Regions from separate parts of the Homo sapiens genome. Here region 2 is linked to region 1. A link is an interaction called in ENCODE POLR2A ChIA-PET data of the cell type or tissue named here. Cell type or tissue: K562. All regions are shown on one strand. Links, peaks and the distances in the headings refer to the core of each region. The heading gives the core; the rest is flanking DNA.

Region 1 (5,375 bases), core at 88-5,087:
CTGCCAAGATCTCCAAATAAATAGCATGAACCATAGTTTTACTCATAATTAATAAAAACACACTTCAAAATAAAAAGATATAACAAAAATTAAAATAAATAAATAAATAAATAGGCCAGGCGCGGTGGCTCACATCTATAATCCCAGCACTTAGGGACACTGAGGCAGGTGGATCACCTGAGGTCAGGAGTTTGTGACCAGCCTGGCCAACATGGCAAAACCCCATCTCTACTAAAAATACAAAAATTAGCTGAACATCATGGTGCACACCTGTAATCCCAGCTACCTGGGAGACTGAGGCAGGAGAATCACTTGAACCCGGAAGGCGGAGGTTGCAGTGAGCTGAGATTGTGCCTCTGCACTCCAGCCTGGACGACAGAGAGTCTGTCTCAAAAAAATAAATAAATACAATAAATAAACACACTTCAGAGTCTAAACAAGTGTCTAGAATTAAGATTTTCTAGCATGTAGCTAAGACTTCCATTAAAATTTAGATCTGCTGCCTCCCCTTCATTTCATTTTATTTTATTTCCCTTCATTTTAAAAAGACACCTTAAAAAAAGGTCCACCGGGTAGCGTCCTGGAAGCACACAGGACAGCAAGGAGAGGATGGTTTTAGAGAAAGAGGGCTAGGCTGAGAGACTTGACCTTGAAACTTCCATCCTCTTGCCCTTGGGTGTAAATGATTTGAATATTGAGAATGTCTTGCAATATAAAGCCAGAGTTCACGAGGCTGTTTGTTTTGGGTTCTATTAGGCCTGAGGGAGTCACAGAGCTTGAAGAGCGGAAAAGTACAAAAGAGTTATTAGAAGAAACTCTAAGACACCCCTTACCTCCATCAACAATGCTTCAGAAAAAAAAAAAAAAAAAGGAAAGACTAGTAGCACCCTAAAGATGACTCCTGTAGGTGAAGTGTGACAGAAAGCCTGGGTCTGGTTGTTGGTGGAGGCTGCTGAATTTCTGGATTTGCACTCCCACAAGATTTACGCAAAGTCAACGGAGGCAGGAGGACTAAGAGAGGGCGGAAGTCCCTCTGTGGGAGGAGGGAAAGGCCAGCCCCCAAGCCCCGGGGGAGATACGGGACAATGCTATGTAAAGCCAGAAACAGAAGATTAAGGGGCAGGTCTCCAGGTCTAAGGAGACAGCAATGAAGAGATGAAAGATAAGGGCTGCATCCCAGCTTCTGAAAAACCCGAGGGTTTCTTTCCTTTTTTTTCTTTCTTTCCCTTTTTTTTTTTCTGTCGCCAAGGCTGAAAGCCTGTAACCTCTGCCTCCCTGGTTCAGGCGATTCTTGTGCCTCAAGCCTCCCGGGTAGCTGGGATTACAGGCGTGTGTGCCACCACACCCGGCTAACTTTAATTTTTGCATTTTTAGTTGAGACTAAAATTGGGTTTTTAGGGTTTTGCCATGTTGCCCAGGTGGGTCTTGAACTCCTGGCCTCAAGTGATCTACCCGCCTCAGCCTCCCAAAGTGCTGGGATTATAGGCAAAAACCTGAGAGTTCTTTTTTTTTTTTTTCTTCATGTTTTTGAGACAGAGTCTCATTCTGTCGCCCAGGCTGGAGTGCAGTGACGCGATCTTGGCTCACTGCAATCTCCGCCTCCTGGGTTCAAGTGATTCTCCTACCTCAGCCGTGCACCACCACGCCTGGCTAGTTTCTGTATTTTTAGTAGAGACGGGGTTTCGCCATGTTTGCCAGGGTGGTCTCGAACTCCTGACCTAAGGTGATCCAAACCGCCCCAGCCTCCTGAGGGTTCTTGAAGTGAAATCTAAACTCTGTCCTAAGGCCCCCAGGAAATGTGGAATAAGTTTAGATGCCTAGGATGATGGTAGAGGCCCTGAAAAAAATGTTCCCACAGACGACAGAACAGTGGGTTTTACAACACTTGACCAGGATGGGCACAGTGCAGAGTCTCCACAACACCCTCAAATACTTGGGATGGCTGATCCATACTATGTAAGAGCCTAGTTGACCAGTTCAGGCCAACCCACGACAGGCTACAAGTTTTAGTTAAGAGATCAGACACTAAAATGGTCTGAGCCAGGAGGGAGCTTGACAAACAGCAAAGGCATCTCTTGAAGGATGGGCTGAGTCTTGGCTAGGCTGGGGACAGAATCAAACCAGGCTAAATGTTCCACGAGGGCCATGCCTGTTCTGCCTGCAAAGCTCGGGGCAAAACTATCTCTTCTAACCACCTCACATGTGCTCTGAGGGCTGAGACAGCTGTGATGACGGCTTTGAGTTCCAGGAAGTTGATGTGTTTCTTGGCTTAGGGTCCAGGCTATGCCTTGGATAGGGCGGCAACCCAAGAAAGTCACCCCCACCCCCCCACACCGGCAACCCGTGGCTGGCACAGGCTTTGGTAAGACAGGAGCCTTAGAGCAGGCCCCTACACCATGGGGCACCGTGAGCTGCTTCGTCCAACTCTGATCTTCTCTTCCTGGGTGAGAAGGGACTCCTAAGAGATTGGGGAGAGCTGGGCATGGTGGCTCATGCCTATAATCCCACCACTTTGGGACGGAGAGGCAGGAGGATCACTTGAGGTTAGGAGTTCAAGACCAGCCTGGGCAACACAGCAAAACCCATCTCTGATACAGAAAAAAAAGAAGCCGGGGTGGGGGGATGCATCCCTTGGTACAGGCCACATTCAAGACAAAAGTGCAGAGGTGAAGGGGGGCAGCAAACTTGGGACCCAAGATATATATGTCGGCCTCCTCTTTGGGTATCTTCTGAGCTCCAGAACACTCCTATACTCTCATCCTCTCAAGACTACAGCAAGCCAGGCACAGTGGCTCATGCCTCTAATCCCACCACTTTGGGAGGCCAAGTGGGAAGATCACTTAAGACCAGGAGTTTGAGACCAGCCTGGGCAACGAAGTGAGACCACATCTCTATAAGAAATTTAAATATTAGGCAGGTATGGTAGCACCCTCCTGCAGTCCCAGCTACTTGGGAGGCTGAGGCAGGAGGATTGCATGAGCCCAGGAGTGCGAAGCTGCACTGAGCTAGCATGACGTCACTGTACTCAAGCCTGGTCAACAGGGCCAGACTTTATCTCCAAAAAAAAAAAAAAAGACTAATGGTCAGGCTCTTTAACCTGCCATTCAAGAGTCTCCATGCTCTGGCCTCAGTCCACCTTCTGGCCCCGTCGCACACCAGTCCCCTTGGTTACCCTTTCTGCTCAGTTCCTTGCCCCAGAATATCTGCCTGCACCCCTCTCCTGACCTCATCCCTCATGGCCATGTTCCACATGACTCCCACTGACCCATGGCTCGTGGTTCCAAATTCCAGGACACACTCACCTCTAATGTTGCCATCACACCCATCACACTTCATCATGGCTAACCATTTTTGAGCACCATGTGCCACATGCACTGTCTCATTTAATCCTCAAAACAACAACCATGAGGATTGTTCCCAGTGTACAGCCATAAAGACAAAGGTTGAGAGGGACTGAGTCACTTGTCTCCAAGATCCTAGAGCTGCTGCGTGGTAGAGCAATGTAATAAATCCAGTTGCTGAACTCTGTTAAATTTCTTTTGGAAAAGTGTGCGACTCCTGGCCCATGGCTGGAGAGCACAGGTGTGCTCCCTTAGTCACGTTCTCTGACTTCTAATAATCTCGCTCTGCATCACTGCTGCCCTTCCAGATGCTCTGCACCTGGCTTTCCATTTCCGTCCCCGTCAAGGCAGGAAGGCGGAGTGCTCTCCTCCCCCTTCACCTCTGCCCTCCTCTCCCTGGCAGGAGGCAGAACTGGACTTCCACCTCAGTCTAAAAGGTTCGTTGCAGCGGGCAAGAGTTTGGAAACACTACGCTTGCTCTGCAAAGTGATGGGGCACTTCACGTTATATACCCTTGTGTTCTAGAAGCAGCCAAGCAAAGGAGGCTCTGCCTGAATCCTGAACAGTCTAGTCCTATCTGATGAGCTGACCTTGCAGAGAAGATCCACCAACACGAGGCAGGGAGAAATTAACTACTACAGACCCTCCACCAAACAAACCCCAAGGGCATGAGCATCCAGCCCTTTATTAGAAATGCAAATTCTCAGTCCCACCCCAGACCTACCGAGTCAGAAACCCTCTGGGGGCTGGCACAGCAGTGTGAGTTTCTGAGTTAACAGCTCTCTGGAGGCTTCCATCCAGCCCTGAGAACCAGCTCATGAAGAAGCTCAGGATCTCACTGAAAACCTTCCTTTAGTGAGGATTTGGGAGAAGCTGCTTGGCTTATCATACACCTCCAGAGCAAAAACCAAGGCCCTGGGTCAGAGACAAAGATCCCCATTTCTAACTCTGGCTTTATCTACCACAATAAAAAATAATAATAAATGAGGGACAGGGAGGAATGGATCTATGCAGGGCTTCCTCAGGAACAAACACACATCAGAGGTAGGCTTCAGACAGGCAAGGCCAGCCTGCAGTGCATGGCTGGCAAAACCACATGGCCTGGGCCTTCACGCAGCCCTGGATCCTAAAAGCCTTCTCTCCAGCAAACAGCAGTTGCCAAGCCTGTGGTACTTCCCGAAAAGCTCCTTGGAGGTGGTTGTGGATCACCTCCAAACCTGAGCCCTTCAGCCAGGATTCCTGGTGGCCCCGGATACCCTCCCTCACCTCTCTGCTGCTCCTGGGCAGTGAGGAGTGAGCAACAAGGGGCAGGTGACGGGGAGAACAGTTAGGGAGATGACCTCAAGGGGAGACACGCAGCCCTGGGGTTCCCTCTTACAGCCTTGGAAACTGCTCACCATCTACTACAGTTTATCTCTTAATGGGACCAGAGGGTGGAGGAAGGAAAATCAGAGGTCATTCTCACAGGCCAGGGTGTCTGCTCCTTACTCTGACTAGGTTTCAAATACCCCGCTGGTCTTGACCTGGAGCATTTTATTAGAAATAACACAAGCTACTGATGCTCCTTTTCAAAAGCAATGTCGGTTGTTCTTAGGTAAAGGAAAACTTCAATATTTTGTAAAGTGTGGGGGAAGGAGCAGCTTAATGCAGAGTAATAGGTTCCATGCAGGAAGCAGCTTCTCTTAAAAATCACTTGGACATTTAAATTATTACATTAAATATAACTTCAGCAGGGAGGCACACATTGACTGGGGAGACAGGGTCCCTGCCTACCAAATTTATCTACGTCAGTCAGATTGAGTATTTAAAACATGATCCACGGGAGAGCTAGGGAGATTTTCTGGACAATGCCAGATAAAACCATCCTGTGGTACCCCATTCTTCTTCCTGCACCTCTCTGCAAGGCTCTGTGCTTCTTTAAAGGAAGGAAATGGGGCACAGTCCCAGTGATAAGCTTTCCTGCTAGTACATGAGGACTATGAAGAAGCTGACTCCACTTCTTGTAGCTCTTCTCCAGGGAGCATGTCTTCCTGC
Region 2 (5,375 bases), core at 74-5,073, 210 kb after region 1:
GTCAGGCTGGTCTTGAACTCCCGACCTCAGGTGATCTGCCTGCCTTGACCTCCCAAAGTGCTGGGATTACAGGCATGAGCCACGGTGCCCGGCCCAGAAATCCCTTTTTATAATACTTAAAAAAACACTCCACATGATCTAAGGATGTGCTTTCAGATATGCAAAGTATTTGGCTTGCAAAGAAGATTGAGTGTGAACCTTCTTTGGGAGGAAAAAATATGTGATGTGAATTCATTGGTCAAATTAAAACAAAATTGTGTGGTGTGTGTGTAAAAGGAATTAAAAAAAAAAAAAGCAGAAATGGTGGGGTGAAGAGGCCGTCTTCAAGTCAGGTTAGAGACCAAAGCAGAGGGGTGCCCAGGTTCAGGAGCTGAGCACACAGATAACGTGCTTTCTCAGAGCTGGAAGCAAAGGTGGGCTTGTTACAGGCAGAGAGACGCTGGCGATGTTTCTCTGCTGCACACAGGGTGGGAAGTAGAAGTGCATGAGTTATCTTGGTGCTCACACAATATCAGAAGGAAGGGAGGTGAGATGGGAGAGGACAGGAATGTCCCTGGGCCTGTCAGCTGTACTGGCCAGTGTGGCCTGAGGCTGAGCTTCCCACACACAGTGGACAGGAATTTGGAAAAGTGGAAGAGAGTTATTATCTAAATTGGGTCTGCAGTGCTGGGGCTGGAGATTTTCCCGAATTCATAGCAGTTTCCAGATCCACAATCTAATTTCCTTAAATCATGTGGCCACTAGAACTATTCCAGAATAATGTGTTTTACTGCGAGTGACCAACCATCTCCGTTTGCCAGAGACGCTGGTTTCCTGGGATGTGGGACTTTTGAGGTGAAAAGCAGGACAGTCCCAGGCAAGCCAGGATGGTTGGTCATCTTGTTTGGATAACTAAGATAATTTTAATAACCAAAATTAAAAACATCCAACATAAGTGTCAGAGCTAAAAGCTCAACAGACAAGAATCCATGAACTGGGCACAAGACTTTGAAATACAAGAGGAACATGGAAGTACAGGTTCATGCACAGGGCATGTTTCCCCGCAAATACATAGAAACTCATACAGAAGAAAACTGTCCCTTTATCTTCTCTACACAGCCTTAGTATTATTATTTCTTAATTTGCCAGCTGCCGGGACACGCTGAGCCATTTGGTGGACTACCACTATCCTGTGCCTGAGGCAACGTTGTCTACTCTGACTGTACATTAGAACTACTTGGAGAGTTATAAGAAAAAAAAGGGGGACAACCAGGCCCTCTTCTCCACCAAGTAAACCAGAATTCCCAAGGAAAGCAATATTCCCAAGCAGGGGATTCTTAAAAGCTGCAGAGGAGATTGGACTGTGTAGACTGGTTGAGAGGTACTGGTGCAAGCAGGAAAGGGATCCCAGAAGTCAACATCCAATAAATTAAATCAGGGTAGCCACACAGCCTGGCTTAGGCCTGTTGTTCTGACATACTACTTTTTTTTAAAATATTTTTTTTTCAAGAGATGGGATCTTACTTTGTTGCCCAGGCTGGTCTTGAACTCCTGGGCCCAAGCAATCCTCCCACCTCAGCATCCCAAAGTGCTGAGATTGCAGGCATGAGCCACCATGCCCAGCCTGACGTATTTCTTAATAGCACTTGTTTTTACTCTTAGAACTCTCCAAATTTGGCTAATACATTATATGATTATCCAACACATAAGACTCCCTTAGAATGACAGGGTGCGGTGGCTCACGCCTGTAGTCTCAGCACTTTGGGAGGTGGGAGGATCGCTTGAGCCCAGGAGTTTGAGACCAGGCTGGGCAACACCTCATCACTACCAAAATTAAAAAAAAAAAAAAATTAGCGGTGCACGGCGGTGCCTGTCTGTGGTCCCAGCTACTCCGGAGGCTGAGGTGGGAGGATCACTTGAGTCCGGGAAATCAAGGCTGCAGTGAGCTGATTGAGCTGCTGCACTCCAGCCTGGGCAACAGAGCAAGATACTGTCTCAGAAAAAGAGTAATTAAAAAAAGACTCTCTTAGAAAAATTTTTTTCTTTCCTGCGTTTATTTTTTGCCTCCATTTCATGGTGATGGGAATAATAAATTTTTTTTCTTAAATAAAAAAAACCCCACAAGTTTGAAATATAACTCACAGTAGAGCACACAAATCTTAAGTGTATAGTTGACCAAATTTAACATATATGTTTTCCAAGTAACCGCAAGGTATAAAACATTTCCAGCATCCCCAGAAACCCCCATGCCTCTTTCTGGTAAGTAGCCCTTCCTTCCCCTAACACACCAATTTTGGCTTCGTATGAATAGAATCAGACAATATATAGTCTTTTGTCTCCGGCTTCTGTCACTCGACATTTTGTCTGTGAAATTCATCTCTGTAGCAGCATGTATGTGAAGTTTGATCTTTTTCATGGCTGTGTAGTATTCCATCACATAATTATACCATACCTTATTTACCCATCTGTTGTGGATAGACATTTGGCTGTTTCCATTTTTGGCAATTAGGAATATAGCAACTATAAACATTCTTATAAACAGTCTTTTGTTGCATATGTGCATGAGATTTTCTTGGGTCTCTCTAGCCCTTAGAAATTGTGAGCTCACTGGTTGTTTACCAACCACAGTCAGGCACGTTGGCTGGATGCCCTCAAGCTGTGGAAGGTCAGGTGGGCCTGGAAAAACCTGCTTTTGGCTTTAAGCACTGGAGAAAATCAGCATTCCATTCAGTGATCACTGGAGGGTCTGAGGATGTCCAAGAGATTCCAGGTAGGGGATGGGTGGATTCCAGTCAAACGTAGTAATTGTGGAGGGAGTGTCCTGGAGGAGTTTGAGGCAATGCTTCAGAATCACTGGCAGGTGTATTTGCAACCTTTTATTATGGGAAATTGCAAATGTACATAAAACAGTGTAGTAGAGGGAATAGCATAATACATCTTTATGTACCCATCACAGCTTCAACAGTTGCCAAATATGGACAGTCTTTCTCTCAGTTCCACCTCCTTCCCCCACCCCTTGATTATTTCTGAAGCAAATTTCAGGCATCCTATCATTTTATCCATAACGATTTCAGTACCTATCTCTCAAAGATAAGGGCTCAAAAAAGCCCACAAAGCAATTTCATTATGATGCCTAAAAATAATTTGTAGCAATTCTTTATTATTATTAAAAGTCCAGCCATTGTTTATATTTTCTCAGTTATAAGATGCTGATGAATAGTGGTAAGACAGTTTGCTGGTTGGAATTGGGATCCAAATAAGGTTTTTATAGTGGGATTGGTTGATTTGTTCAAGTCTTAATCCATAGGAGCCTCTTCATTACCTCTTTCTTGCAATTTTTCAGTTTTTGGCTGTTTTTGAAGAAACTAGGTCACTTTTCCTGTAGAGTCTTCCACAGCCTTACTTGTGCTGATGATAATCTCAAGGTATTATCATGTTGCTCTGTATTACCATGTTGATCTGCCCCTGTATTTCTGTACCTTTAAGTTGATGGCGAGACTTGATCAGATCTGAGTTTGGTTTATTTTGACACTTGCCCCTCCACCCCAGAAGCAGTCTTTCCTGTCTGACCTTTACTCCCACCCCATTCCCTCTGGCTCACTTTGTTCAGCCCCTCTGGCCTGGAACGTTCTAGGCTTGCTCCTTCTCTAGGGCGGTTGCATGGCTGTCTCCTGTTTCTAGCCTCGTCAAGTCTTTGCTCAAGTTTTCTTTTCTGGGCAAGGCCTGTCATGGCCACCTACTGAACACCTGTAACCTCAGAGCAGCACTCCTGATCCTTGAACTGTGCCTGACACATGATAAGTGCTCAATGCATGCACTCGGTGAATTACTGAAGGGGAGGACTCTTCCTCCAGCTGCTACTCGACCTGTGATGACAATGACAATAACGGCAAGCATTTATTGAATTCCTGTTCTGTGCCAGACATGCTATGTGCTAAATGTTTCATTTATGCCATCATTGCAACAACATAGGGTAGGTCCTGTTATTATTACCTCCTTCTATAAACAAGTGCAGTGGGTATGGAGGTGTGCAGCCCAGAGCCTCCAGCAGTCGGCCTCTTCTATGCAGTGTACACCCTGGGCTGTCTACATCGATGACTGATCCAGGCAAGGGGATAAAGCCTTGGCCATTCTGGCCAATAGGGGACAATTTCAGGGTTGTCACATAGGCCCCAGAGTTTTCCATTGGGTTGGCTGAGGCTTGGTCCCTCTGCCCAGCTGTGATTCTTCCACCTCTTTTCTGTAAACGTTGATTTCTAATAAATATCCTGCAAACCAAACTCCATCTCAGTGTCTTTCTCCTGGAACCCCCAACTTGGGACACCAAGGAAAATAAAGTTTAGAGAGTGAGATAACCTTCCCAAATTCCTTCTAAGTAGGTGGCAGGGCAGGGACTTTACTGAGCTGTGGTCTCTTTGATGTGATGTGCTGTTTCTGGAAGCATCATGCTTCCCCAAACCCTGAATGTGGGAAGGGACTGTCAGCACTGTGGTTCAGCTCTATTCTGGGCTTAAGCTACTTTTGTGATACAGGCTGTCAGCAGTTAACATGTTTCTAGAGGATTCTGGGTTCTTGGTCACAAATGGCTAACTTACATTGAAATTAGGAGGACAAGTTGTAGATTTCCTGTCCTGTAACCAGGATAAGGTGCAGAGAGGAGCTCCAAAGTGTGATGCCTTAAAGAGAGAGCAGTGTTGGGTGGGGATGCAGGGATGGGAAGAGGCCGGGCTGAGACAAGGGGTGGTTGGATGTTAGGCAGGAAGAGTCCCCTCTATGGACAGCCTGGAAAGCTAGCAGAAGACTCAGTCTGTTGAGCAATCAGGAGCCTCAGAGCTTCTGAAGGAGGGAGTGATCTGATGGAAGGGCTGTCTTAGCAGGAGAAGCAGGTGCACGGAGCAGGCTGGAGGACTGGGGCCAGGGGTACAATTTAGGCCAGGAAAATAGGGAGCAGTGATGTGGGCCTGGACTGGGTGGAGGACATCAGAGATGGAGAGACAGGGACAAAGTAGAGACATCAAAGAAAAAACAACATGGCTCTGGAGCAGGGGACAAAAAAGGAGTCAATTAAAGACAAATTCCATGTCATTTATCTTGAAAGCATGTTTAGTTTTACTAGTAGTCTAAGAAATATAAATTAGCACAACCATTTAATTCCATTTTAGCCTATCAGAGTGACCTTCTCATTGTTTCAGTGAGAGTGTTCGGGTTTCTAAAGGGTTTGGAGAAATAGACACTGTCTCATTGTCCAGCAGGATCAGCACGTCTCTAGACAACCATTTCACAATTCTGATGCCAAACCTTAAAAACAGTGGCCTGTGATGTCAATTTCAGTAAAGTGAGCTGTTTGGGGATGAAAAAAAGAGGTGAAAGGGATCAATCATATTTTATAAGCCTGG

What was found. ChIA-PET counts read pairs that join two places held together with the same protein. Peaks named below come from ENCODE experiments on the same cell type or tissue, not always from the same donor. Only the 100,000 strongest peaks of a DNase experiment are listed, where the experiment ranks them.
Region 2: POLR2A ChIA-PET joins it to region 1 with 5 read pairs; 3 of 35 experiments call an interaction of 5 or more read pairs at or near these places.

The regions. Positions count from the first base shown.
Region 1 is chr6:7,169,647-7,175,021 of GRCh38, reverse strand. The region is part of intron 1 of RREB1 (ras responsive element binding protein 1); the gene reads right to left. Among named protein-coding and RNA genes, the nearest start is that of RREB1, 64 kb to the right of the region's middle. RefSeq lists an enhancer at 5,053-5,375. In K562, for the core only: no CTCF peak of the experiment used is centred there; DNase peaks (open chromatin) are centred at 1,061, 2,187 and 4,695; H3K4me3 peaks cover 940 bases.
Region 2 is chr6:6,958,072-6,963,446 of GRCh38, reverse strand. No RefSeq gene overlaps it. Among named protein-coding and RNA genes, the nearest start is that of LINC03055, 75 kb to the right of the region's middle. In K562, for the core only: no CTCF peak of the experiment used is centred there; no DNase peak of the experiment used is centred there.